Linked DNA regions of Homo sapiens: region 2 is linked to region 1. Evidence: chromatin loops called from intact Hi-C (ENCODE). Cell type or tissue: IMR-90. All regions are shown on one strand. Each heading gives the region's core, and the rest is flanking DNA. Links, peaks and the distances in the headings are about the cores only. Region 1 overlaps ARCN1 (archain 1 coat protein complex I subunit delta). Region 2 overlaps DDX6 (DEAD-box helicase 6).

The links. Hi-C counts contacts between places; a loop is a spot of excess contacts. Peaks named below come from ENCODE experiments on the same cell type or tissue, not always from the same donor. Only the 100,000 strongest peaks of a DNase experiment are listed, where the experiment ranks them.
Region 2: it touches region 1 in a loop (9-fold over the local background); 3 of 110 quality-filtered maps call a loop at or near these places.

What each region holds. Positions count from the first base shown.
Region 1 is chr11:118,590,881-118,605,322 of GRCh38, forward strand. It overlaps ARCN1 (archain 1 coat protein complex I subunit delta), which reads left to right. Exons shown (of 10, transcript NM_001655.5): 7 at 1,829-1,976; 8 at 2,710-2,818; 9 at 6,827-7,031; 10 at 9,745-12,153. The coding sequence ends at 9,834. It overlaps LOC124902765 (a long non-coding RNA gene), which reads right to left. Exons shown (of 2, transcript XR_007062908.1): 2 at 12,019-14,442. It also overlaps the pseudogene RNU6-1157P. Among named protein-coding and RNA genes, the nearest start is that of PHLDB1, 9.5 kb to the right of the region's middle. RefSeq lists a silencer at 1-156 and a cis regulatory region at 13,772-13,967. In IMR-90, for the core only: a CTCF peak has its summit at 4,339 (motif pointing right); a DNase peak (open chromatin) is centred at 4,361; H3K27ac peaks cover 174 bases.
Region 2 is chr11:118,762,127-118,777,415 of GRCh38, forward strand. It overlaps DDX6 (DEAD-box helicase 6), which reads right to left. Exons shown (of 14, transcript NM_004397.6): 5 at 6,097-6,226; 6 at 3,083-3,229; 7 at 1,086-1,180. Among named protein-coding and RNA genes, the nearest start is that of DDX6, 21 kb to the right of the region's middle. In IMR-90, for the core only: no CTCF peak of the experiment used is centred there; a DNase peak (open chromatin) is centred at 8,425.

The DNA.
Region 1 (14,442 bases), core at 161-8,160:
GGTGGCTCATGCCTATAATACCAGCACTCTGAGAGGCTGAGGCTGAAGGATCGCTTGAGCCCAGGAGTTCAAGAACAGCCTGAGCAATGAGGGCTGAGCAACAAGACCCTATCTCTACAAAAACTTAAAAAATTAGCCAGGCGTGGTGGCACAATGCGAAATTTACTCATTCTGCTATTAAATAAACTGCCAGTGCTTGTTTTGTTAACTGAAGGGCAGTATCTAATGGTGTATTTGAAAAGTACATAAAATCCTTTCAATATAAGTGTGTGTGTTCCAACTATTGGATAGATATATATAAGCCCTGCTTTATGTTACAGGTGTTCTTGTAATTTCATTTCATTTAGCCGACATCTCGTCACAAGAACAAAGCCTTTTTACGGAAGAGTGTTTTTGTCTACTTTCCCCACCGTAGTCAGCACAGAATTGTCTTTTGGAAGCAGTGCTTATATTATTTGACATTTTTGCTGGCTTGTAAAGTGCTATCCAAAAGTGATTTCTGTTTTGTTTTGTTTTGTTTTGTTTTCCTGAGATGGAGTCTCTCTCTGTTGCCCAAGCTGGAGTTCTGTGGTACGATCTTGGTTCACTGCAACTTCTGCCTCCCCAGTTGAAGCAGTTCTCCTGCCTCAGCCTGCTGAGTAGCTGGGATTACAGGCACCTGCCACCATGCCCAGCTAATTTTTTTTATTTTTAGTAAAGATGGGGTTTCACCATGTTGGCCAAGCTGGTCTCGAACTCTTGACCTCATGATTCGCCCACCTCATCATCCCAAAGTGTTGGGATTGTAGTCATGAGCCACCATGCCCAGCCCTTCTGGGTTTTTTTTGTTTTTGTCTTGTTTTTTTGTTCTTTTTTTTGTTTTTTTTTTTGTTTTTGCACAGTCTCTCTCTGTCATGCGGGCTGGAGTGCAGCAGCACAACCTTGGCTCGCTGCAGCCTTAACCTCCTAGGCTCAAGCAATGCTTCCTCTTCAGCCTCCATAGTAGCTGGAACTATAGGTGTGCACCACCACACCCAGCTATTTATTTATTTATTTATTTATTTATTTTTTATTTTTTGAGACGGAGTTTCACTCTTCCTGCCCAGGTTGGAGTGCAATGGTGTGATCTCGGCTCACCGCAACCTCTGCCTCCCGGGTTCAAGCCATTCTCCTGCCTCAGCCTCTCGAGTAGGTGGGATTACAGGCGTGCGCCACCATGTCCAGCCCCAGCTAACTTTTGTATTTTTAATAGAGATAGGGTTTTGCCATGTTGGCCAGGCTGATGTCAAACTCCTGACCTTCAATGCCCCTCTCACCTCAGCCTCCCCAAAAGCAATTTCTTTTAAAAAGATAAGACTATCTTAATTGGCTTGGATTTTAACAACTTTAAGTCTCTAGGCAAAATTGCAACTAGACTTTACACAGAGCTTGCCCTTTTCTGCTACTTTATATAAGGCCAGAACTGCTGTCTGACCCAGGCAGCTGATCAGGGTCTTACTGGAGCCTTCTGCTTGGCAAACCTGGCCCCACCATGAACCTGCTCCCTGTGAAGTATTTTTGGAAAGAACTTGGTTAATAGTCTTTTAACTTTTTCAGGTGCAAACTTGTTCTGTAATGGCTTTTAGAGTTGAAATTAGCTTTTTTTTTAAAAAATTACTAGTTTTTAAGTATCTTAAATCATTTTAAAATAAGTCTTTGAAGAAGGGAAATCTTTCTTCAAAATGAAAAAGAATTGGAATTTGTTAGGTACTCTATTTTGGATGTTTAGATTGTGGGCCATATAAGCCTAGTGAGGGGTTGTTTCTCGTCTATCTGAACCTCAGGAGTTTTCCTTTCCCTCTCATTCTAGACCCATCCAAATGTGGATAAAAAACTTTTCACTGCAGAGTCTCTAATTGGCCTGAAGAATCCAGAGAAGTCATTTCCAGTCAACAGTGACGTAGGGGTGCTAAAGTGGAGACTACAAACCACAGAGGAATCTTTTATTCCACTGACAAGTAAGTGCCTCTGGCCAGTCCCACTAAGCTAGTTTGCATTGAGAACTAGAAATAGCCCTTGCTGGTACACTTTTATTTTTATTACCATAGCAAAGTTCTTTCTGACAAAATGACTTTCTTTTGAAATGGACCTGGTGCTGCATTTTGTATATTTTTATCATTAGTTTTCATTTTTAATAGCTTTCATTTTGAAACCATTGTAGTTTTGTTGTTGTTATTGTTTTAGAGACAAGGTCTTCTTCTGTTGCCCAGGCTGGAGTGCAGTGGGGCAATCATAGCTCACTGCAGCATCAAACTCCTGGACTCAAGCCATCCTCCTGCCTCAGCCTCTTTAGTAGCTGGGACTAGGACTATAGGCACATGCCACCACATCCAGCTAACTTTTTTTAAAAGACACAAACTCCCTCTGTCACCCAGGCTGGAGTGCAGTGGTGTGATCATGGCTCATTACAACCTTGAACTCCTGGGTTCAGCTGATCTCCCACCTCAGCCTCCTGAGTAGCTAGGAGAACAGGGAAGTGCCACCACGCCTGGCTTTTTTTTTTTTTTTTTTTGGTATAGGTGGAGTCTCACTTTGTTGCCTAGGCTGGTCTTGAACTCATGGCCTCAACCAATCCTCCCACCTCGATCCTACCACCTTGGTCCTCTAAAGCGCTGGGGTTACAGGCATGAGCCACTGCACCCAGCCATCTTTTTCTAATATTCTAGTATGACTGCTTTGCTTTCTCCTCAGTTAATTGCTGGCCCTCGGAGAGTGGAAATGGCTGTGATGTCAACATAGAATATGAGCTACAAGAAGATAATTTAGAACTGAATGATGTGGTTATCACCATCCCACTCCCGTAAGTGCTGTCCCTGTGTCCTCTACGGTGGACTTAGAGAACTGGTCTTTTGGAACTCATTTTGGAGTCAGCACCTACCTGACCTGACTGTCCATTCAAAGATACTTCTTTAAAAAGCTAGTTGTGAAAGAAGCCAGATACAAAAGGCTGCATGTTATGTGATTCCACTTCTTTGTCTTTCTGGAAAAGGTAATACTATTGAATAAAAATGAGGAGGTAGAGAAGAAGGTACTTCACTTCAGAGGGGCACAAGGGAACTTTTGGGAATGATAGGAATGTTCTAGGACTTGTGTTTGCTTTGGCAGCACAGGTACTAAAATTGGAACCATACAGAGAAGATTAGCATGGGCCCTGTGCAAGGCTGACATGTAAGTTATGAAACATTTCATATTTATAAATAAGTAAAGCAAGGAAATTGTTTTTTTGAGACAGAGTCTCACTCTGTCACTGGAGGTCACTGGCACGATCTCAGCTCACTGCACCCTCCACCTCCCAGGCCCAGGCTATCCTCCTGCCTCACCCTCCCGAGTAGCTGGGACTACAGGCGCACACCACCACGCTTGGCTAATTTTTGTATTATTTGTAGGGACGGAGTTTTGCTGTGTTGTGCAGGCTGATCTCAAACTCCTGAGCTCAAGTGATCTGCCCGCCTCGGCCTCCCAAAGTGCTGGGATTATAAGCGTGAGCCACCACACCCAGCCAAGAATTGCTCTGTGACTTGATTGTGGTGGTGCTTACTGCATACACTTGTTGAAATACATTGAGCACTTGGAAGGGATGGATTTTACTGACTTTAAAACCAAATTGAACAAGCCAGTTGTAGATCTGGAGCTGTTTTTATTTATTTATTTATTTTTTATTTTTATTGGAGACTGAGTTTCACTCTTGTTGCCCAGGCTGGAGTGCAATGATGTGATCTCGGCTCACTGCAACCTCCACCACCTAGGTTCAAGTGATTCTCCTGCCTCAGCCTCCCGAGTAACTGGGGTTACAGGCATGTGCCATCATGCCCAGATAATTTTTGTATTATTAGTAGAGACGGGGTTTCACCATGTTGGCCAGGCTGGTCTCAAACTCCTGACCTTAGATGATCTGCCCGCCTTGGCCTCCCAAAGTGCTGGGATTATGGGCGTGAGCCACCGCACCTGGCTATTTTTATTTTTATTTTTTTGAGACAGTCTCACTCTGTCAGCCAGGCTGCAGTGCAGTGGTGCAACCTTGGCTTACTGCAACCTCCACCTCCCAGGTTCAAGCGATTCTCGTGCCTCAGTCTCCCAAGTAGCTGGGATTACAGGCGTGTGCCACCACGCCCAGTTAATTTTTGTATTTTTAATAGAGATGGGGTTTCACTATGTTGGCCAGGCTGGTCTCAAACTCCTGTCCTCAAAATGATCCACCTGCCTTGGCTTCCCAAAGTGCTGGGATTACAGGCGTGAGCCACTGCACCTGGCCTGGAGCTGTTTTTAGATGTTGGTCCTCAGCTTGTTTGTGTAGTAATGAAGATTTCCAGAAGGAGGAGCCATTTGTCAGTCAAACTTTCTGTTTTGCAGGTTTCAAAGAAATTGAGTCTATCGGGCTGAATGTTTCATTTTCACGTGCTAGTCTCTAAACTTTCACTAAAGATGAGAGTGTGTTCAAGGGAACTGTTGATTCTTGTTGAACAAGATGTCTACATTAGTTACAGTAAATTTCCTAACAGCCCTTTTGGAGCATAATTTATATACAATAAACTACACATATTTTAATTGTATAATCTTGACATGTTTACACTTGTGAAACCACCACCATAATCAAGATAACAAAAATGTCATGTCAACCCCAGAAGTTGAGTTCCAATAAGCTTTTGTTGTACACTTAAATGGCCCACTATCTAGGATCAACTGGAAATGGTCTCTACCTTATCTTTTTAGTAACATTTACAGTGAGCATGCAGTTATTACTTCACAGTAAATCCTAGCTCCTTTCACCTACCCATCAGCCCTCATGATTAAGCACAATGTTTAATTATGAGCACCAGTAAGTGTATTCTTAGTGTATCTTTACTGTTATGTCGCTCAGTTATTGCTGCAGAGAAAATGGTACTAATTTGCCAGGCGCAGTGGCTCACGCCTGTAATCCCAGCACTTTGGGAGGCCGAGGCGGGCGGATCACGAGGTCAGGAGATCGAGACCATCTTGGCTAACACAGTGAAACCCCGTCTCTACTAAAAATACAAAAAATTAGCTGGGCCTGGTGGCGGGCGCCTGTAGTTCCAGCTACTCCGGAGGCTGAGGCAGGAGAATGGTGTGAAGCCGGGAGGCGGAGCTTGCAGTGAGCTGAGATCGCGCCACTGCACTCCAGCCTGGGTGACAGAGCGAGATTCCGTCTCAAAAAAAAAAAAAAGTACTAATTTAATTCATAGTTTTCTTCCCTTTTTGATAATTCAAGCCTTTACATTATCAGGTCTGGTTTTAGTCATTCTTGTTTCCAATTTTAAAAATATACTTTATTACCAGTATCCCCTTTAATGGGTAACCATCTTATCCTCTACAGTATGGTTATTGCTTCAGAACAATAGATGGCTGCCTTGAACTGTTGTAGGACTTGGGTGTTGGTGACAGGTAGAGTTTTGTTTGTCAAGATTTAGTTTACTAGACTATTTATAGAATGCTACAATTTTGAGGCCTGTCTACCCTATAATTGTGGTTGTGGTGGTTTCCTGTATTCTAGTTCAGTTTTGCAATGGTCTCCAGAAGAGACCCTTACACAACATTTTACTCCCGTTGTCTAGAACTGATCAAATTAGAAGAGATCAGAATCAGAATTAGAGCAAGGGCACAGAGAAGGAACATAAAAGAACCAGGACCCTGAAATTGATAGGGAAGAGTTAATAGTCTTATGCCACCCTTAAAGTTTACTTTGTCTCCCTTATTTACCCTATCCCTAATATAAACATTGAGTGTCACTGGTGAATTAAAAGCTGGTAAATTTAGAATGTGTAGGAGTAGGTGACACTGCCTGTCAGCCGTGTGTAGGGGTGCAGAGTAAATCTTAACTAGCCCTGCTTCTCTCGCAGATTAAGGACAACTACGGATCTGTTTCTCCCATCATGTTTCCATTTTGCCCCAGGGGTAATTGTGCTTTCACTTATCAAATAAAAGTCCATTTACTGGATTGTAAATCAAATAAACCCATTGGTGTCAACTTCAATAAGTTTGAAACATTCTGAAATCTTTAAAAACAAATTCTCGGCCGGGTGCGGTGGCTCATGCCTGTAATCTCAGCACTTTGGGAGGCCGAGGCAAGTGGATCACGGGGTCAGGAGATGAGACCATCCTGGCCCGCATGGTGAAACCCCGCCTCTACTAAAAATACAAAAATTAGCTGGGCGTGGCGGCACACGCCTGTAGTCCCAGCAACTTGGGAGGCTGAGGCAGGAGAATCGCTTGAACTGGGGAGGCGGAGGTTGCAGTGAGCTGAGATCACGCCACTGTACTCCAGCCTGGCGACAGAGCAAGACTCTGTCTCAAAAAACAAATGAACAAGAAAACAAATTCTCTCAAAGGCCTCCATTCATCTCCACTATTGATGTTTAGAGTTTTCCCCCACTATTATCAATCTGCTTGTTTCCCCATTGTCTCCTATAAAGAGTGCTACATTATGTTAAAATTCCTTATTTATAGGGCAGCAACCTATTGGTGCAGGGTTTTTGGAAACATAGCCATCTTAACACATCTGTTGGTCGCAGTCCCCAGATCTAGTCCTTAAGTTGGAGCAGCCCATAGGCATATCTGCCAAATACCTATTTTTGCATATTAACTATATCTACAGAGGGAATTGAGTGAAACTCTTAGCCCAAGGTGCTAGGACTTCATCGTTTGATCCTTGAAGTTATTAGCCTTTTTTTCCCCTGAAATTGTAGTCCTAGAAGGCAAAATTTGGGGATCATATATCAAATTTGGGGTTGGTTTTCCGTGGTGGAGTTCTAGCTCTGAACAGCTACCTTGACCAGAATGTTTCTCACAACAGGTCTGGTGTCGGCGCGCCTGTTATCGGTGAGATCGATGGGGAGTATCGACATGACAGTCGACGAAATACCCTGGAGTGGTGCCTGCCTGTGATTGATGCCAAAAATAAGAGTGGCAGCCTGGAGTTTAGCATTGCTGGGCAGCCCAATGACTTCTTCCCTGTTCAAGTTTCCTTTGTCTCCAAGAAAAATTACTGTAACATACAGGTACTCCATTTTAGTTGAGAACATATATAGGGAAAGTGGTAGGACAGTAGGAACACGTATAGGATGCCAGACAGGTAGCATGGCTTTTTGTGGTCAGATAAAGCTCAGAAAAAAACTGATGTCTCCTACAGGAATTCCCTTTCTAATTCATTGTATGATCGTGGTCAAATTCTTTTATTGCTTTACCTCAGTTTTCCTCTCTAGATCAGACAAAGTAAAGAAATGGAATGTTAATACAGATAAAAGTACTTGTGGATTATGCAAGATTCATAAACACTTAGTTGCCTGTTTTTTTTTAACCTTATATATTTTAAAGTCGATTTGCCAAAACACCCCAACACATGGTTTTTTTAAGGCCTTGCTGTCACTTGATTTATACCCAAAGAATGAAATTGTTTTATTTAGAAGACAAAATTACTACAAAAAAAAAATCCATTCTATTACAAATGGAAATTATTTGAGGGTTATTTATGTCACAGCTCCCTTTATTAGTACAAATAATCATGAGCCAATTCTGTTGCAAACTCTGTCCTTTAGGTAGGCAAAGCAATGGAGATGTGTGAGCTGTTCCTTCGGATTTTTTTTTTTTTTTTTTTTTTTGAGATGGAGTTTTGCTCTTTTCACCCAGGCTGGAGTGCAATGGCGCGCTGTCAGCTCACCGCAACCTCCGCCTCCCAGGTTCAAACAATTCTCTTGCCTCAGCCTCCCAAGTAGCTGGAAATACAGGAATGCGCCACCATGCCCTGCTAATTTTTGTATATTTGGTAGAGACGGGGTTTCTCCATGTTGGTCAGGCTGGTCTTGAACTCCCGACCTCAGGTGATCTACCCGCCTCAGCCTCCCAAAGTGATGGGATTACAAGTGTGAGCCACAGTGCCCAATGGATTTTTTTCCTTTTTTTCTGAGACGGAGTCTTGCTCTGTTGCCCAGGCTGGAGTGCAGTGACATGATCTCGGCCCACTGCAACCTCTGCCTCCCGGGTTCAAGCAATTCTGTCTCAGCCTCCCCAGTAGCTGAGATTACATGCGCCTGCCACCATGCCTGGCTAATTTTTGTATTTTTAGTAGAGACAGGGTTTCACCATATCGGTCAGGCTGGTCTCGAAATCCTGACCTGAGGTGATCCGCCCACCTCAGCCTCCCAAAGTGCTGAGATTACAGGCGTGAACTACCACGCCTGGCGGATTTTTTTTTTTTTTAAGACGGAGTTTCACTCTTGTTGCCCAGGCTGGAGTGCAATGGCGTGATGTTGGTTCACTGCAACCTCTGCCTCCCAGGTTCAAGCGATTCTCCTGCCTCATCCTCCTGAGTAGCTGGGACTACCGGCATGCGCCACCACGCCTGTCTGATTTTTGTATTTTTAGTAAAGACGGTATTTCACCATGTTGGCCAGGCTGGTCTCAAACTCTTGACCTCGTGATCCAGCCACCTCGGCCTCCCAAAGTGCTAGGATTACAGGCGCGAGTCACCGCGCTCGGCCCGGATCATTATTTTTTAACTCATCATTCTTCCAGTTTTTATTGTTGTTGTTGTTTTGAGACGGAGTCTTGCTCTGTCACCAAGGCTGGAGTGCAGTGCGATCTCAGCTCACTGCAGCCTCTGCCTCCCAGGTTCAAGTGATTCTCCTGCCTCAGCCTCCCAAGTAGCTGGGACTACAGGCGTGTACTGCCACACCCAGCTAATTTTTTTTTGTATTTTTAGTAGAGATGGGGTTTCACCATGTTGGCCAGGCTGGTCTCTAACTCCTGACCTCAGATGATCCGCCCACCTCGGCTTCCCAAAGTGCTGGGATTACAGGAGTGAGCTTCCACGTCTGGCTGTTCTTCCAGTTTTTTAATTTGCATTACTAGGACCCAGTTTATATTATTAATATTCCCCTCTTTTTGACTTGCTTGTTGTTCTGGCCCTACCTTAGCTTCCCATATGGTCTCCGTCTCCCCTGTAAATGCTTAGAAAATTGCAGCTTCCTCCCTTGAATGATTCCAAAGAGCAGTTCTCTCTCCCTATCCTGTTAGTGACATAACCCCATCAGTGTTGGAAGCAACTGTATTGAACTCAAGACATTAGATAGAAATGGGTAAATTTTCCTATTGGGGCTATTCAAAGATTAGGACATTATAATTGCTCTCCCAAAACTTCATTAGAAAATACGAATCAGTGGTTCAAGTGTTGTATTGGTGCCGTTATAGGTACCATTGTTACATGTAATTAATTAAGCTGGACATTTATTTATTTAAAAAGGAAAAACCTCATTGGACCAGCCATGCCTAAAAAATAAGTATGATAGAGCAGCTTACTGGGACTTTTAACACGAGACTTTGAGAGCAGAGCAAATGAATAATGTGAAGAGCTAGAACGTTGCCTTTTGGGTCAGAATGTTAATATATCATCCTGATAGAATGTCTATGAATTTCATAGGTTATACAGGGCAGGGCTGGGCTGTGGCCACTCATTTTGGAGCTTTTACTTAATACTACGGAACATCTCGTCCCAACAGTTGTCTTTTCTCCATCTAGAAGAAAAGCAGCTTAATCATTTTGGTGGGGAAGAGTGATGCTGTGACTTTCAGTTGTGAATTGAACATTTTTCTAGTATTTTACAGTTACTTTTAATACCGCTTTTAGGGAAATTGATATGTTCTGTAATGAGAATGTAGTCAACATGATGGAGACTCAAACCTCCTGCTTTACCTTACTCTTTGTTTATTTTCCTAGGTTACCAAAGTGACCCAGGTAGATGGAAACAGCCCCGTCAGGTTTTCCACAGAGACCACTTTCCTAGTGGATAAGTATGAAATTCTGTAATACCAAGAAGAGGGAGCTGAAAAGGAAAATTTTCAGATTAATAAAGAAGACGCCAATGATGGCTGAAGAGTTTTTCCCAGATTTACAAGCCACTGGAGACCCCTTTTTTCTGATACAATGCACGATTCTCTGCGCGCAAGGACCCTCGACTCACCCCCATGTTTCAGTGTCACAGAGACATTCTTTGATAAGGAAATGGCACAAACATAAAGGGAAAGGCTGCTAATTTTCTTTGGCAGATTGTATTGGCCAGCAGGAAAGCAAGCTCTCCAGAGAATGCCCCCAGTTAAATACCTCCTCTACCTTTACCTAAGTTGCTCCTTTATTTTTATTTTATTATTATTATTATTATTATTATTATTTTTTGAGATGGAGTCTCACTTTGTAACCCAGGCTGGAATGCAATGGCATGATCTCAGCTCACTGCAACCTCCGCCTCCTGGGTTCAAGCAAGTCTCCTGCCTCAGCCTCCGAGTAGCTGGGACTACAGGTGCACGCCACCACGCCTGGCTAATTTTTTGTATTTTAGTAGAGACGGGGTTTCACCGTGTTGCCCAGGCTGGTCGCGAACTCCTGAGCTCAGGCAATCCGCCCACCTCAGCCTCCCAAAGTGTTGGGATTACAGGCATGAGCCACCATGCCCAGCTGCTCCTTTATTTTAATCCCTAAATATAATCCCTAAATATAGTTATATTTCATACTTAGTTTGTTTTTAAAAAGTTTTCTCTGTAGAAAATTTTAATCATTCATACCCTTTACCTTTAGGTTTTTCTTTCTATACATTCAGTCAGGCACTGGGATCATCTGTTTACAGGCATTATATTTATTTGGCACTCCTGGAACAAGTATATCTAACCCATTCTTGATTTTTGGACTATTCAGGTGAACTATTTGAGGGGTATGGGGTCTAGAAGTTAAAAGATACGCATGTCTTCTGTTCTTTTCCCGTATCAATTCATTCCTTCATCTCTTTGCCAAGTTGTTTTCCTTTCAGGGCCTGTCCTTCCAGTTTAGAACAGTACCATGAATCCCACTTGTGTCAATATTAAAGATAGCTGAGAAGCACCTTTCAAATGGCACAGTCCCTCTTCAAGATGTCTAAAAGAATGGTTATGTCTGTCCAGTTAGGGATTTCACATCCACATGTAATCATGTCTGCTGCTGTTGCTACCCAAATTTTCATTTCTCCACATTTTGGGTACTTAAGCTAAAACGTAATGGCCACAGTCTGTAATCCATTCACATTCCTCAGTTTCACCACCTCCCTCTTCCAGACTGCACTCTCTGTCATCAGTCCCCTCCTTTCTAACAGAAATGGGGTTATGATTTTGAAGGCTGTGGGTTCAGGGAGTCTTTGCCAATCCTGTTGGCCCTAAACTATCAAGGAGGCTCCATTTCACCATTTGATTTTTTGCATTTCAGGAGGCAACTGATTGTTTCGATATGTACATATTACTCACGTATACCCCATTTCCTTCCAGTCAGCCCAACATTTTCCACCAGTCTGTCCCCATCTCTGAAATCCTTCCTTCTCTTTCCCCCTAAGTCTTTTGAGTGTCATCATGTACTGGTGGTTTCTCGGTTCCATCTCATCCATTTCCTTTTCAATGGAGACTACAGCGTCAGCCAGCTCAGCCTTGGCTTTTAACTCAATATTCCAGTCCATAGGGGTGGTTAAAAGTTGCTGCAAGGCTGCAGGCACTGGCAGTGGGAAGAGGCAGACGACTAGATGACTTCTGCACTTTTAGCTGGTTGAAAAGTACCACTCCCACTCTGAACATCTGGCCGTCCCTGCAAAGAGTGTACTGTGCTTGAAGCAGAGCACTCACACATAAATGGCTGTGTGTGGAATTGCTTGCCAAAGAAGTTTCTAGCCTTTCCCTTTCCCCTAACTGCATCAGGGAAGAATTCTTATCTCTAGCTTGGTTTCCACATGAGGTTTTTCTGAGAAGGGCTTGGGACAAGAAGTCTGTCATGTTAGTTAAGCAGGCAAGAAATCCTACTAATCCAGTTTTGTTTGAAAGTTGTTTGTCCGTATGATTTTTTAAAAGTCAAGTTTAATTTCAAAAAACCTTTTTTTTCTGAGATTACTTTTGGGGTAATATTTAAAATGAGAGACATTTTGTAACCCTGTAAAATACATAGGGAATATAACATTCCAGTGTATACAAAGAAGGCAAATTCTTTAATCAAATAAAGCGCATTATAAAATGAGATGTTTATTGGATTATTGACTCACTTTGGTGTCTGCTTGTTGATTCAGGATGCTGTAATGGGACCTAACATTAAAAATTAATGACATGTTTTTTTTAAGAGAAAGTAATCTGTGAGAGTATTCATTGCCTTTTTCCATCTTATATGTATTGTGCTTCCTTGCGTATTTTTCTACATTTGATACATGCACTCCTGACAGTGTAGCTTTTGAATTTGATGCTACTTCTGGCCTTTTTGGGGATTGGAGTCTTAATTTTGTCAGACGGCAGTTGGAGAGTCAAAAAAGTCAGGCTTCATCTTTAATCTTGGAGTCTTGGAGTCTTCTCTTCCCCATTAGACCGTGATGAGAAGTGATCCAGGGATGAGGGATAATGGGAACAATTTTTGGGAACTGTTGATAATTCCCTCAGATAAACCTGCTTACTTTTTTTTTTTGAGATGGAGTCTCGCTTAGCTGCCCAGGTTGGAGTGTGGTGGTGCGATCTCAGCTCGCTGCAACCACGGTCGCCCAGCTTCAAGCGATTCTCCTGCCTCAGCCTCCAGAGTAGCTGGGATTACAGTCACCCGCCATCATGCCGGGCTAATTTTTTTTGTATTTTCGTAGAGACGGTTTCACCATGTTGGTCAGGCTGGTCTTGAACTCCTGGTCTCAGATGATTCGCCCACCTCTGCCTCCCAAAGTGCTGGATTACAGGCGTGAGCCACCGCGCCCAGCCTTTTTTTTTTTTTTTTTTGAGACAGTCACCAGGCTGCAGTGCAGTGACATGATTTCGGCTCACCACAACCTCCACCTCCAGGGTTCAAGTGATTCTCCTGCCTCAGCCTCCTGAGTAGCTGGGATTACAGGCATTCCACACCACCACCCCCGGCTAATTTTTGTATTTTTAGTAGAGACGGTTTCACCATGTTGGTCAGACTGGTCTCAAACTCCTGACCTCGTGATCCGCCCGCCTCAGCCTCCCAAAGTGCTGGGATTATAGGCCTGAGCCACCGCGCTCCGCCAGAGCTGCTTACTTTCTTATGCTTTTTTAAAATTTAACTTGGAAAAACTATTGGGTGTCAAAAAATTGGAAGGCAAATTATTCTCACTTATTAAGTATCTGGGATGAGAAATTTCTAATGTTGAAAGCCAAGATTCTGATTTTTTTTTTCTTGGTGAAAAAAAGTATCTGGTCTAATGTTGCTCAAGTGTGGCTTAGCTGTCTGAGACTGTAGCCTTAATCGAATGAAATGATTAAGGTCTGTCATTCCTTTACTCACCATAGCTTCAAATTTGTCAACCCATGCATCTCTGATGGGAAACTTTGCCCTCCAATTAATTTTTAAATTGTGAACAGTTTTAAAGTTGTTCACACTGGCTAGGGTCTGAGATTTCCAGGGTTGATATAGAATAGCTTTTTATTAAACTTCACATCTGACAGGGCTTATTGGAAGGAGACAGGAGAAAAATGGAAAAAGTCATCCTCAAGAAGATTAAAGTCTAACTGGAAGCAATGACTATCTGCTTGTGAAGCCTTTTTTTTTCCAAGTTAGACAAGTGTTAACTACAGCTAGTACTAAACATGGATCTATATGAGAGTAGGTAACATGGCTTCTGTCTTGTAGGCTCTAGAGGAATCTCAAGCAAAACCTCACAAATGATTTTCTTTTGCTATGCACATCTGTCTTATTACAACCCCCTTACCCCCAATTCCCTTGTCCTAGAAGATCCACAAGTAGGTTGGTTGCTGTGCATTGCTGTTACCCAAGGGCAGACAGCAACACTACAAATAGCTGCCTTAACGTCTTATCCTGGGGAGTTGGGGATTGATACGGAGGTAGGCCTTTAGAAAAATTAGACTATCTTTCCAAACCAGGCTGTTTTCCCTCTCACAATCACAAGTCAAGCTATTAGGCAGTTTTCAGAAGCTTGGACCACTTCTCCCATCCCCCACCGCAGTTTTTTTGCCCTGCTGTTCTTAGGGCAGGGGCTAAGTGGTTATTTAGGGTCTAAACCAATACTGGAAAGCTTCCCTAGGTTTACTCTGGGTGATCAGATTGATTACCAAACCAGGACAGGGGCTGTTTGAAAGAAGCATTAGAAATTCAAGACAATGAGAGAAATTGAAATAGGTCTTGTCTCCCATTCTTTTGCCCAAATGAATGCTTGTTCTTTTAGCTCATTAGGAAAGCCCTTAGCCTTGGAGGTACACAAGACCAGTCTTCTGTCCTACCCAAATTTCCCACTTAGCTTGGATGCATGTTAGCTTTGGGTCGAAGCAGACTATGCAATTTCTAAGACAGCTGAAAAGAGAGCTTTGAACTTTTCCCCAAGTTGCTGCAGGGTCATTGCTACCACCACGCCTACACCAATGATGCCTGACTTCAGGATCCAGAGGCCAGAAACGGACAGCT
Region 2 (15,289 bases), core at 4,825-12,824, 180 kb after region 1:
TAGCTGAGCGTGGGTGGTACATAATTGTAATCTCAGCTACTCAGAAGGCTGAGGCATAAGAATCACTTGAAGCGGGGAGGCAGAGGTTGTAGTGAGCCGAGATCACGCCACTGCACTCCAGTCTGGGTGACAGAGTGAGTCTGTCTCAAAAAAAAAAAAATAATAATAATAATAATAAACCTCAACCCAAATGTGAAAATAACCTCATGTCAAAACATTAACAACGCTGATCACTATAGATCCTCCTTGACTTACAATGGGATTATGTTCTGATAAATTCATCCTAAGTTGAAAATATTACCCAAACCTACTGAACATCATCGCTCAGCCTAGCCTCCTTTAAACATGCTCCACTTACCTTAGCTTACAGTTGGGCAAAATCACCTGCAACGCCGTATACTGTAGAGTATCGGCTGTCTGCCCTCAATCATCATGTGGCTGACTGGGAGCTGCAGTTTGCTGCTGATGCCCAGCATCATGGGAGTATCATATAGCATATTACTAACCAGGAAAAATATCAATCTTAAAAATTCAAAGTACAGTTTCTAATGAAAGCTTATCACTTCCACTGAAAAACTGTAAAGTGAACCATCTTAAGTCAGGGACCATCTGTACATGTACAAAACATGGCTAGATCCCAGGACTACAGATTTTAATAAGTTTTTAAAAGGCATTTATAACATGGTGAGATAATACATGTAACAGAGATTAAAAACCAAACAGTACAAAGTAGTATGCACAAAATGAGAAGAGACAATATATATTATATGCTTTTAAAAATTAATCACAGAGCAGAAAGAGACTTAGAATAAATTTGGCATTGAGGTTATTCACTCCTCTACTAAAAAATTAAAACCTAATGTCTGCTATCTCTAAGAAAAAGACAAAATGCTGAATTCCAATGAATGCCTATAATCTACTCCCTCTGACGGGTAAAACACATTTTATAAGCAAATTAATTTAAACTGATTGTTTATGTGTTTATTAGATCATAAACACAAGCAGCTTTTGCTTCATTCACTGGCAGTTATAAGCAAAGCACAGAAAAGTACAGAACAGTATAATGCCAAATGAAGAGACATTACCTCATCCAATACTATCATCTGGACATGATCAACCTTTGCTACTCCTTTCTTAATAAGATCCAGGATTCTCCCAGGGGTAGCAATCACCACGTGCACTATGCAAGATTTAGAAAACATACATTCTCATTAATTTTAATTTGAGCAAAGAGGATAAAGGTTTATAATATTACAGTCCTGAGCTGCTTAATGATAATTCTGAGAAATGCATTGCTATGTGATGGTATAGCCTACTCCATTGTATAGCTCCATTATAATCTTATGGGAACACCGACATACGTGCAGCCGTCACTGACCACAACATTGTATGCAGCACATGACTATCTTTTATTAGAAACAACTAGGCCGGGTGCAGTAGCTCATCCCTGTAATCCCAGTACTTTGGGAGGCCGAGGTGGGTGGATCACATGAGGTCAGGAGTTCGAGACCAGCCTGGCCAACACGGTGAAACCCTGTCTCTACTAAAAATACAAAAATTAGCTGGGTGTGGTGGTGGGAGCCTGTAATCCCAGCTACTCAGGAGGCTGAGGTAGGAGAATCGCTTGAACCCAGGAGGCAGACGTTGCAGTGAGCCGAGATCACACCACTGCACTCTAGCCAGAGCAACAGAGTAAGACTGTGTCTCAAATTAAAAAAAAAAAAAAAAAGAAAGAAAGAGAAGAAACACATTGTGTTATAGAGGTGGAAATAACACAAAAAGGCACAAAGATGTGTTTTAGGATAAAGACTTCCATTTCACCACAGGATGCTTAAAAAATATTTGTTTCACCTCTACATTGGGTGGGGTACAGCTTCCTAAATCACCTGCTGCTTTCAACAGTAGGCATACTTTCTTGTCTTAGGATAATTCTCAATTAATAGCAGAAGGCACACCAGACTTCTGACATAAGAGCAATGCCTCTAATCTAGAGCAGTGAGCCGAGTATTGTTAAAAGGATCAAACAAGATAATTTTTTAAAAACCTATGCAATACAAAGAATGTATCACATAATTATCATATATAATATTCTAACTAAAATCAAGATATAATTTTATATGAGTGATCTCATTCTTGCTGTTTTGTTACCTTTTTCCACTCGGCAATGTATCATGAAACCTCTTCATGAAAATGAATACAGGTCAACTTTACTCTTTAATGACTATGTAGAATCCTATTCAGATTATACCTTAACGTATTTAGTTAGCCAATCTCCTTCTAAGTTGGCCAATTTTTCGGCACGACAATACCACCCCATAGCAAACAACTTTGTACCTACAGCCCTGCATTTACCCAACTTTTTTCTTCAGGAAAGATTCTTAAAAATATACATTTATGGCCGGGCACGGTGGCTCACGCCTGTAATCCCAGCACTTTGGGAGGCTGAGGCAGGTGGATCACGAGGTCAGGAGATCGAGACCATCCTGGCTAATACGGTGAAACCCCGTCTCTACTAAAAACACAAAAATTTAGCCTGGCGTGGTAGCGGGAGCCTGTAATCCCAGCTATTCAGGAGACTGAGACAGGAGAATGGCCTGAACCTGGGAGGCGGAGATTGCAGTGAGTCAAGATTGCGCCTCTGCACTCCAGCCTGGGCAACAGAGCAAGACTCCATCTCCAAAAAAAAAAAAAATATACACACACACACACACATTATATATACATTTATAATTTTAAAATATACTCCCAAATTGCCCATGATAGAGATGTAAGTTTACACCCCCACATTTACAATGTAGCCTATTTGTCCACAAACTCACATTATCGTCTACTAATACTTTTAGCTTTACCAATTAAACAGGTAAAATTATTATAAACTTGCTGTTTTACAATTACTAATAAAGTCAAATATCGTTTTCAATTATGGTAATTTGTCTTTTTCGCTTGAATGCAGTGGTCATTTCCTTTTCTTACTGCAGTATTTCTGTTCCTTAATTCTTAAAAACAATTTTTAATAATTTACTGAAATACTTGTGACTAAAATAACAGAGAGCTACACTACCTTTTAGTAATCATTTCTTACCTGTATCATCAAGCCTCATTATGTCATCTCGTAAATTGGTTCCTCCTGTGGTTGCCATCACTTTGGCCCCTCCCATGTGTTTGCTGACCTGGATGCAAATTTGACTGACCTGTAGAGCAAGTTCTCTAGTGGGAACAATCACCATTGCTGAAACAGTATCAAGGAATATATAAGAAAATATGGGGTGAGGTGGGAGAACATGCTATACATCATTATTTACAAAATTTAAGAAGCTATAGAAATACTGCGCCTTATGATGCAGTGGCTCACACCTGTAACTGCACCTTATGATGCAGTGGCTCACGCCTGTAATCCCAGCACTCTGGGAGGCCAAGGTGGGCAGATCACCTGAGGTCAGGAGTTCGAGAGCAGCCTGACCAACATGGTGAAACCCCATCTGTACTAAAAATACAAAAATTATCCAGGCGTGGTGGCACGCACCTGTAGTCCCACCTACTCAGGAGGCTGAGGCAGGAGAATCACTTGAACCCGGAGGCAGAGGCTGCAGTGAGGCAAGATCGCGCCACTGCACTCCAGCCTGGGCGACAGAGTGAGACTCAGTCTCAAAAGAAAGAAAGAAAAAAAAAATAGCCTAGGCACGGTGGCTCACACCTACCTATAAGCCCAGCACTTTGGGAGGCCAAGGTGGGTGGATCACCTGAGGCCGGGAGTTTGAGACCAGCCTGACCCTATCTCTACTAAAAATACAAAATTAGCTGGGCGTGGGTGGCACATGCCTGTAATCCCAGCTACTTGGGAGGCTGAGGCAGAAGAATCGCTTGAACCCGAGAGGCAGAGATTGTGGTGAGCCGAGATTGTGCCACTGCACTCCAGTCCAGGCAACAAGAGCGAAACTCCGTCTCAAATAAAAAAAAAGAAAAGAAACACTGCCCCTTATAATCTAGATACCGAGATGTATTAAAAAATTGGGCTGGGCAGCACAGTGAGTAACTCATGCCTAGAATCCCAGCACTTTTGGAGGCTGAGGCAGGAGGATCGTTTGAGCTCAGGAGTTTAAGACCAGCCTGGGCAACATAGCAAGACCCCATCTCTACTAAAAAAAAAAATGAAAAAAATTAGCTGGGAATGGTGGCATGTGCCTATAGTCTCAGCTTCTGGGGAGGCTGAGGCAGGAGGATCACATCAGCCTGGGAGATTAAGACTGCATTAAGCTATGATCATGACACCACACTCCAGAATGGGTGACACAGCAAGACTCTGTCTCCCCCGCCAAAAAAATTAAGAAATAAAAATAAAAAGTTGAATCATTACACAGGACATTATGAAAACTCAAATGTACAAATCTCTTTATGAAAAGAGAACCTATTATAGTGTCCCAGATTTAGACTCTCCCTCAGCAATACTATTATATAAATATTAAACTCTTCCTCTTCTTTTTTTTGAGATGGAGTCTTGCTCTGTTGTCCAGGCTGAAGTGCAGTGGCTGCCATCTCGGCCCACTGCAACCTCTGCCTCCCAGGTTCAAGCAATTCTCCTGCCTCAGCCTACTGAGTAACCGCCACCACACCCAGCTAATTTTTTGTATTTTTAGTAGAGACGGGGATTCATCATGTTGGCCCAGCTGGTCTCAAACCCCTGACCTCAAGCAATCCTCCTGCCTTGGCCTCCCAAAGTGCTGGGATTACAGGTGTGAGTCACTGCACCTGGCCTTCTGCTGCTGCTGCTTCTTCGTTTTGAGACAGATCTCGCTCTGTTACCCAGGCTGGAGTGCAGTGACATGATCTTGGCTGACTGCAACCTCCACCTCCCAGGTTCAAGCAATTCTCCTGCCTCAGCCTCCTTGAGTAGCTGGGACTACAGGCACATGTCACCACACCCAGCTAATTTTTGTATTTTTAGTAGAGACAGGGTTTTACCATGTTAGCGAGGCTGGTCTTGAACTCCTGACCTCAGGTGATCTGCCTTGCCTCGGCCTCCCGAAGTGCTGGGATTACAGGCGTGAGCCACCACACCCAGCCAATACTGTTCTTAATTACAAACTTTCAGCATGTTGAGTTCGCAACTATTAGCTCAAAGTTTATTAACAATATTTCTAAAAGCCCCAACTACATTTGAGTCAGATTCACTGTGTAAAATACCTAGGTAGGAAACTCCTGCTACCTAGGCTCTATTTACATCATATGAAAGTGGGAAGAAAAGATAATTACAGATCACGAAAGCTAAAAATGTAAAGTTTCAGAGATGAAATCTTAATTCCATTAACTTACATTGAATATAACTATGAAAATTTTTTATTCCCCACTGCCTAGGCTCTTAAAATCCCAAAATCCACAGCCTTTAAACAGAAGTTCATGTTTCTACAAGGAATTCTGTTAACACTCATCTGCCACAAGAAATAGTTCCATAGTTTATAAGTAGCAATGTCAACTAATTTAACTTCTCATGACCTCAGCCGCCTTTTTTTTTTTTTTTTTTTTTTTGAGTTGAGAGTCTCACTCTGTCACCCAGGCTGGAGTGCAGTGGCACAATCTTGGCTCACTGCAACCTCCACCTCCTGGGTTCCAGTGACTCTCGTGCCTCAGACTTCTGAGTAGCTGGGATTACAGTTGTGCGCCACCATGCCCAGCTAATTTTTGCATTTTTAGTAGAGACAGGGTTTCGCAATGTTGGCCAGGCTGGTCTTAAATATCTGGCCTCAGGTGATCCACCCACTTTGACCTCCCAAAGTGCTGGGATTACAGGCTGTGAGGCACCGTGCCCAGCCTCAGCTTTCCTACCTATAGGGCACTAATACTTATTTTTCCTGTCTCACTGGAATGCTGTCACAAGTGTGTATCATATAAGAATACTCTTAAAACTAGAAATCTCTAAAAAGCTGGGAATCATTTTTAATAAAAAGACCATCATCAGGCTAAAAAAAGAAAAAACCTGAAAAGAAAGAATACAAATTTTAGATAATGTAAATTCTGACTAAAAAAAGAGTATCTTCTACACATGGCTCCAAGGCTGAAACTCCCATTTTTAGTTTAAAAACAAACTTTTATTCAACTAACCTTGTATATTGTCCTTCTTCAGGTCTAGCCGTTCAAGTAAGGGAATGAGGTAGGCACCGCTCTTGCCTGTTCCATTTTTTGCTCTAGCTAAGATATCCCTACCAGATAAAGCAATGGGAATGCTCTCCTCCTAAAAGAGATAAGACAATACAAAATTACTTCTGAATGTAGTACACAAGCAAATTCCTCTCTGAAATACACTGAAGGATACCTCTTTCGGTATTGCTTTAAGTGTCCTAAGTATCCTACATTTGAATTCTACATGAATAGCAGAGATCCAAGTAAATCAGCACGACCAGTCAACATCAACATCATTATAAACCAGTATTTACCAGAACTGCTCACAGAATTTTAAATTGTAACCCAATGTCATAAGAACTGTGTTATGTGTGTATCTGAAGAGAACAACAAAGAAAATGGAGGAACTCAGGCTGACCCATAAATAGCACTTGAAAATACAGACAAAACAAAAGCAAAGCCTCCTTCAAATAAAAATTGGAAAAATGGCCAGGCACAGCAGCTCATGCCTGTAGTCCCAGCACACTGGGAGGCAGAAGTGGGGGATCACTTGAGCCCAGGAGTTCAACACCAGCCCGGGCAACTAGGCAACATGGAAAAACCCCAACTCTACAAAAATTACAGAAAGTAGCTGGGTGTGGTGGTGGGTGTCCATAAACCTTGAGAGGCTGAGCCAGGAGGTCAAGGGTGAAGTGAGCCATGATTGCACCACTGTACTCCAGCATGAAAGAGACCTCGTCTCATCTCAAAAAAAAAAAAAAAAAAAAAAGGCTAGATACAGTGGCTCACATCTGTAATCCCACCATTATGGGAGGCCAAAGCAAAACGATCACTTGAGCCCAGGAGTTTGAGAACAGCTTAGGCAAAATGGTGAGACCCCATCTCTACAAAAATTTTTAAAGGAAAAAACAAAAACAATTCCAAGGTAAGACTATATATATTTTGAGACTAGCACACCAATTTGACCACAGTGAAAAATTGTAGCTTGGACACCTCATCCCTGCAACAAAACACGAATAGGCTGGGAAAGTTTAACCTCAGGTCCTATTTGTCATTTATTTATATAATAAGTAAATCTCCAATGTCTGTCCCACAGCCTACTTCTCTGTTCTGTAATGTGCTCTCTATTGAAGGTTCAATTCTATTGCAGCTACCTCAAATACGGTCACATCACTAAAGGTGACCTCTCATTTTAATATTTGGCTTACTTTGTTATCTATTTTGCAAATAATAACAGTAGTTCATACTAACTTAAATTTCCCAGACAACAGCAAAGGATTCCCAAAAGTTACTTAAAAATAAATAGACATATACAAAGAGAGGTCAGGAGTTCAAGAACAGCCTGGGCAACATGGCAAGCACCCCCACTCTTTGCAAAAACAAAACAAACAACAACAACAAACTATAAAATACAATAGATCGTTGAAAAAGCTTGATCGTTGAAAAATTGTTAAAAGGAAATTATGTGGAATTTTTTTTTTTGAGACAGAGTCTCGCTCTGTCGCCCAGGCTGGAGTGCAGTGGCACAATCTCGGCTCACTGCAAGCTCTGGCTCCCGGGTTCACGCCATTCTCCTGCCTCAGCTTCCTGAGTAGCTGGGACTACAGGTGCCCGCCACCACACCCGGCTAATTTTTTTTTTGTATTTTTAGTAGAGACGGGGTTTCACCGTGTTAGCCAGGATGGTGTTGATCTCCTGACCTCGTGATCCACCCGCTTTGGCCTCCCAAAGTGCTGGGATTACAGGCGTGAGCCAGCGCGCCGGGCCATGATGTGGAATTTTAATTTTTTTTCTTTTTTTTTTGAGACAGAGTTTCGCTCTTGTCACTCAGGCTGGAGTACAATGGTGCGATCTTGGCTCACTGCAACTTTCGCCTCCTGGTTCAGGCGATTCTCCTGCCTCAGCCTCCCGAGCAGCTTAGATTAACGGCGTGTGCCACCACACCCAGCTAATTCTTGTATTTTTAGTAGAGACGGGGTGTTTCACCATGTTGGCCAGGCTGGTCTTGAACTCATGACCTCAGATGATCCACCGACCTCGGCCTCCCAAAGTGTTGGGATTACAGGCATGAGCCACTGTGTCTGGCCTGAATTTTTAATTTCTAAAACTAAGATACTAGGAACCAAATTCACAGTCACTGACATTTGTCCCTTCTATGCCTGGGCTAACGACAAAAACAAACAAACAAACAAAAAACAGCTTTAGCCCTTTAAAGCTGCTATTGGTAGAAATGACTAAATAAGCAGGATGACTTCCATCTCCCACGACAACACTCTTTCTACCTAGAGCTCCAATCACAGGATATAAATGGGTTCCATATGGTCAGAACAACACAGCTGCCAGAACAACTGTGAAAATATTGTTGTTGGCTGGGAACGATGGCTCATGTCTGTAATCCCAGCACTTTGGGAGGCTGAGGTAGGCAGATCACCTGAGGTCAGGAGTTCGAGACCAGCCTGGCCAACATGGTGAAACCCCATCTCTGTTAAAAATACAAAAATGGTCATGGTGCGCACCTGTAGTCCCAGCTACTTGGGAGCCTGAGGTAGGAGAACTGCTTGAGCCCAGGAGGAGGAGGTTGCAGTGGGCCAAGATTGCGCCACTGCACTCCAGCCTGGGCAATGGAGCAAGACTCAGTCTCACAAAAAAAAAAAAAAAGAGAGAGAAAAGAAAAGAAAATACTGTTGTCTTGTTCTTACAGCCAGCATTAAAGACTCTGCTTATTAAGGTAAAGCAAACAAAGAAGAAAACCTTGGCTTTAACCCTTTGGTCTTAAATTTCTTCCCTCATCACAGATAAGTGAACCATTATTTCCAGTTGTTCCAGAGGCTCCCATTACCCTGTCACCTCAGGTTTTCTCTTTTGTGGTTCTGTGGTGCCAGTAGTCTGTAGTTTTTAACAGGCTGCCTGCACACTACTCAGTTTTACAGTATTGAAAAAGTAAGATAGGTGGTCTCTGATGGTCTCATAACGACTTGCTGGGTCAGGTTCTTTAAAGTGTAAACCTTTTTTTCAATCAAGTGAGGCAGAACAGAATTAGACTAGAGGTATCCTAATCCCCCTTTTCAGTTCATCTTTTGACTGACTTGATTAAGGCCATTGACTTCTATTCCTTTGCCCTCTTTGACAGGGATTATACCCTACAAAAACTGTTCAAGGATAAAGCTTTAACAAAGTACATGTGATAGACTGTAAGTTAAGACACCCTGATATTTTGCCTTATATGATGGCCATTATGATTAACAGTCAGTGAATTCAGCACATCCACACTGCCTCTTACCAGTGTTTCTCAGGAAATAATGAAAAGCAAGAGAATTCAAGTCAAGTTCAAAAAGCTGTGAAATACAAGAGGAAATTATGAGGAACTGCCAGGGAGAAGGCAAAGGAGGAAGGAAACGAAAACTTTTTTTAAAACTTACTATGTGCTCAGCACAACTTTCAAGTTAGGTACTTTGTTTTACAACTGACAAAATGGATCCTAAACAGGATTAGTTTGCCCAAGGTCACAAAGCAAGAAATGCTTTAGCCAGTATTTGAACTTAGATCTGCACATAACATGTAGGCAAGAAGTTGGAGAAAATGGAACTCTCATACACTGCTAGTGGGAATGTACAGCTACGCTGGAAACCAGCCTTGCAGTTCCTCAAAAGGTTAAAAAGAGTTACCATATGAACTAGCAATTCTAGGTATACAGCGAAGAGAAATAAAAACATCTCCACACAAAAACCTGCACCTGAATTTTCATAGCAGCATTATCCTTAATAGCCAGTTCCTTCTATGTTTTTTTTTATAATAGTACAAACTTTATTCATAAATAAAACTTCATAAGGTTAAAGCAGGGTCAGTTCCTATTTTAAAAAGGGAACAGGGGAAGGCAGCCTGCTATTTTATTTAAAATCACAAGTTAGGTTTTTCAGACGGATGACAGTTGAGATCATTAAATCCCCTTCCTACTTCTCAGATTTTCACAAAATAGCACATTAAATCCTCAGTCCTTGGAAAACAACCCCAAATGTCTACCAACTGATGACTGGATAAATCAGAAGTAATAGAGCCATACAATAAAATATTATTCAGGAAAAAGGAATGGAATATTGATACAAGCTACAACACAGATGAACTCGGAAAACATTACGCTAAGTCAAAGAAGCCAGTCACAAAAAAAACACATACTATAGGATTCTATTTATATGACATGTCCAGACTAGGCAAAGCTAGAATGACAGAAAGTATACCAGTGGTTGTTTAGGGGTGTGGGAAAATGAGGTGTGACTGCTAAAAGGGTTTCTTTTGTGGGACTGATCAAAATGTTCTAAAATTTATTGTGGTAATGGTTGCAGAACTCTAAATGCACTAAAAAGCATTAAATTGTATACTTTTGATGTGTGATGTCATTTATATCTCAATAAAGCTATTACCCCCAAAAAACAAAACCCCAAAAAACCAACCCCACAAGCTTAGGGCTGACATCTGCCACCTTAGGTCTCCAAATTCACATTCACTGTAACGTTTAGATAATGACTGAAGAGTATTTGTTGTGTTTTGGTTACTCTAGTATCCCTTTACTAAGTAACACCCCAATTTCCTTCTAAGGAATTACATATGCCCTGGTCTCCCCTGTCCCAACAGACCAAGCCTCACCAATTTTCTAAGCCAAGTGGTAGACACATAGCCCACACTGGGCCAGCGGAATGTTGCCTCCTAAGAATCTAAATTGTTATAGTGCATCCATTACAGCTTCCTAAGTCCTTCAGAGCTATCTCAATTCTTAGTCATTTCCAAGTATGTTTCTCTAGCCTTCTCAATCTTGTGAATTCCCGTTATTTTTCCAATAAATTTCCTTTTGCTTAAGTTAGATCGAGTTGGTTTCTGATGCCTATAATTAAAGAATGGTTTATTTTCCAATCTCCTAGCATTGAGAGGCATTTTACAAAAGTGTGGTACCAACAAAAGCTCAACATCACCCAACTAGCTGCATTTACACTGACTGCTTCCTCTTATTTTCCAAACCTTAATTTCCAAGAGGGAAAAAAAACCTATGGTTAAAGGCCGGGCGCGGTGGCTCACGCCTGTAATCCCAACACTTTGGGAGGCCGAGGTGGGCAGACCATGAGGTCAGGAGATGGAGACCATCCTGGCTAACATGGTGAAACCCCGTCTCTACTAAAAAAATACAAAAAAATTAGCCGGGCGTGGTGGCAGGCGCCTGCAGTCCCAGCCACTTGGGAGGCTGAGGTAGGGGAATGGCGTGAACCCAGGAGGCAGAACTTGCAGTGAGCCAAGATTGCACCACTGCACTCCAGCCTGGGCGACAGAGCGAGACTCTGTCTCAAAACAAAATAAAACAAAACAAAAAAACAACCTATGGTTACTCCAGACGAGGTAGCAATGATTGTTACAAATGTCCCCTGCTTAACAGGAAAAAAAAAAAGGGAGATGGTAATTTCTAATTATATCTCTAATTTAGGCTGGGGATGGTGGCTCACACCTGTAATCTCAACCCTCTGCAAGGCTGAGGCAGGAGAACTGCTTGAGGCCAGGAGTTCAAGACCAGCCAGTGTGACAAACTGAGACTCTGTCTCCCCGACCCCACCCAAAAAGAAAACAAAACAAAACACACACCAAAAAAAAAAACAAAACAAACAAACAAAAAAAACCTTTGAGTTTTTAGGAAATATTTTTTTCAATCATGATAAACCGATTGTTAGCAGGAAGAATGACTTATTTACAGGATTCAGAATGCTATAATTCCTAACTATAAATAGTAAACTATTAATCCTCATTAGACCTTAGCTGACCTGGCACAAAATTTTGTTGCCAACAGTACGGAGCTTCCATGTTTCCCTCAATAATCAACTACTTCTCATTTCTTCACCTTCTTAGAGTTTCGAAAAAGTCTTCAAGAGGTGTTCCCAGGGTTTAGAAGCAACGAGAGAGGCCATCTTTCTCAATCATAACCCCAAAGTTAATATAAAGTTTCAAATAATGCTAAGCAGACAAAAACAGTATATTCTTAAGCCTTCCAAAGAAGTCTAGGTTCCTATAAAGCTATACCTTTAGAATGGCAATTATTCTACTGGCCACAGCATCCAGACCTAGAACTGGTCACAGATGGCTCTAGAAATACGTTGTGGGAGCAATCTGTAGTATATCTGGTTCCAGCCTGTCAATGTAAAAGCTCTTTTGAGAGCATATAATTTTAAGTGCCTAATTCTCTAACAGTCTTTTTTTTTTTTTTTTTTTTGTGAGACAGGGTCTTGCTCTGTTGCCCAGGATGGAGTGCAGTGACACAATCCTGGCTCACTTACAGCCTCAACCTCCTGAACATCTAAGACTACATGTCCCCCATGCCCAGCTAATTTTTGTACAGTCAGGGTTTTGTCATGTTGTTTAGGCTGGTTTTGAACCCCTGGACTCAAGCAATCCACCCACCTTGGCTTCCCAAAGTGCTGGGATTATAGGCATGAGCCACTGCACCCAGCCAATTCTCCAAATCTCACAGCCAAACTGCAACTAAATTCCATCTCAAACAAATATTCAAATGCAGAAGACTCACCCATCTAATCAAGGCAGTTTTAATATTTAGGGGAAAAAAAATGCCTGGATAAAACTGTAAAACCAAGCATGATAGAAGAGATACTTTTAGGAATGGGGGAGGGATGACAAAAATAAAACGAGAAGGTAGATAAGAATGGAAAGAATACTAGAAGACAGCCTGCCATGAGGTTATATTTTACCAGGGGGGTGATGGGTGCACCCAAATCTCAGAAATAGCAACTAAATAATTTACTTGGCCAGGCGTGGTGGCTCACGCCTGTAATTCCAGTACTTTGGGAGGCCGAGGAGAGTGGATCGCCTGAGGTCAGGAGTTCAAGACCAACCTGGACAACATGGTGAAACCCCGTCTCCACCAGAAATACAAAAATCAGCCGGGTATGCTGGTGCCCGCCTGTAATCCCAAGTCACTTGGGAGGCCGAGGCACGAGAATCGCTTGAACCCGGGAGGCAGAGGTTGCAGTAAGCCGAGAGCACACCATTGCACTCCAGCCTGAGCGACAGAGCAAAACCCTGTCTCAAAAACAAAAGAATTTACTCATGTAACCAAACACCACCTGTTCCCCCAAAAAACCTATGAAAATAAAAATTTAAAAAATTTTTTTACTAGGGGATCTGTAAATTTTGTTTCGGTTCTAAAATCCTAATATTTGTGACTTGTAACTCTGATTGATTCTAAGAAACACATAATCTTGTGCTTTCCATGGATCCCCAGGACAAAACAATAGGAAAGAAAAAGGCAATAAAAAAAAAGAAAAAGGCAATACAAGTGGTGACCTTGAGTATCTAAAACAATATACTCATACAATACCTTGCTATTTCAAAATACTTTGGTTGTACACTACATTTGATCTTAACAATAAAAATCCTGTGAGGGAGAGTACTTATTTCTACTTTACAGAAAAAGCTGGATGTCAGATTGGTTAAGTGGCTGAAGAGTTAATTGCCTATATGCTATAACAACACTCAGAGTACAAGTAACAAAGTTAATTTTAAATTTTAATACAAGGTAAGAAATAGGAGTCAGCAAATATCCACTAAGAATGAGGACTGGGCTAAGTGCAGTGGTTCACATCTATAATTCTAGCACATTGGGAAGCCAAGGCAGGAGGACTGCTTGAGCCCAGGAGGTCAAGACCAGCCTGGTCAACATGGCAAAACCTTGACTCTACCAAAAACAAAAACAAAAACAAAAACAAAAAACAACCAGGTGTGCTGGTACTACACTATCATCCTTACTCAGGAGGCTGGGGCAGGAGTATCACGTGAGCCCAGGAGTTTGAGGCTGCAGTGAGCTAAGATTCTGACACTGCATCCAGCCCAGGCAACTTAGCAAGACTCAGTCTCTTTAAAACAAATTTAAAACAATTACGTCTCCTAAATTAACTAATTTCCTTTTTTGAAACTATTATATAAAATAACCCATAACATTTTTGAGCATTTATCACGTACTAGGCATTGTACTAAGCATGTGAATTATCTCACTTAATCTTTACAACAACCCTATGGTATTATACTATTACCTCAATTATATAGGTCAGGAGTCTAAGACTTATAGATCCCAAATAACCAATTTATGAAGGAGTAGAGCTGGGATTTAATCTGGGCAGTTCCCTACACCAAGTTCACCTGCAGACATGAGTTACCTAAGTTTCATCAAAGCACGCTAAATAAGCACAGGCACTATGCTAAGTACTAGAGATAAAAGTTGAATGATGCAGTTCCTACTGTAAAGGAACTCTCATAAGACCTCAGTGGGCCAGGTGTGTTGGCTCACGTCTGTAATCCCAACACTTTGGGAGACTGAAGCAGGCAGATCACAAGGTCAGGAGATCGAGACCATCCTGGCTAACATGGTGAAACCCCATCTCTACTAAAACACAAAAAATTAGCCGGGTGCTGTGGTGCACGCCTGTAGTCCCCGCTATTCGGGAGGCTGAGGCAGGGGAATCGCGTGAACCCAGGAGTCGGAGATTGCAGTGAGTGGACATCGCGCCACTGCACTCCAGCCTGGCAACAGAGTAAGGCTCTGTCTCAAAAAAAAAAAAAAGAAAGAAAAAAAAAGACTTCAGTGTAGATAAAATGGCTTAACATGAACTACATCATAGTAGATTCCTAGGTATTTCTAATACCTACACCCAAATTACCCCTCTGATGATGCATATCCTTGTTTTGATACTTTATCCAGCCAAAAGCACACTCTCAACTCTGGGCAATCATTACCCAGCGTTCTCTGCTTGGAACACAGCTCAATTCTTCCAGGTTGTCCCATCTTCCTCTAATGACTACATACATACGCAATTCCAACTAGAAAGGTACTCATCATATTACAGTGAATTACCTGTACAATTAGCTGTCCTTTCCAGACTGTAAGACAGCAACCATATATCTGTCTTATTCATTATAGAATTCCCAAGGTCAAACACTTTCTAGGTCACTCCACACATGTTGGCTCAATGAAAAAGTACTCAGTGATGTCACAGGGTTTGTCCTTAGCACAGCCTGAATTCAATCATTTCATCAATTTAAGTATGTCTGTTGTCATCATTTATCAAACTGGCCTATGTATAATGCATGTTTATATGTACGTGTATATTTATGTGTATGTGTGTGTGGATAT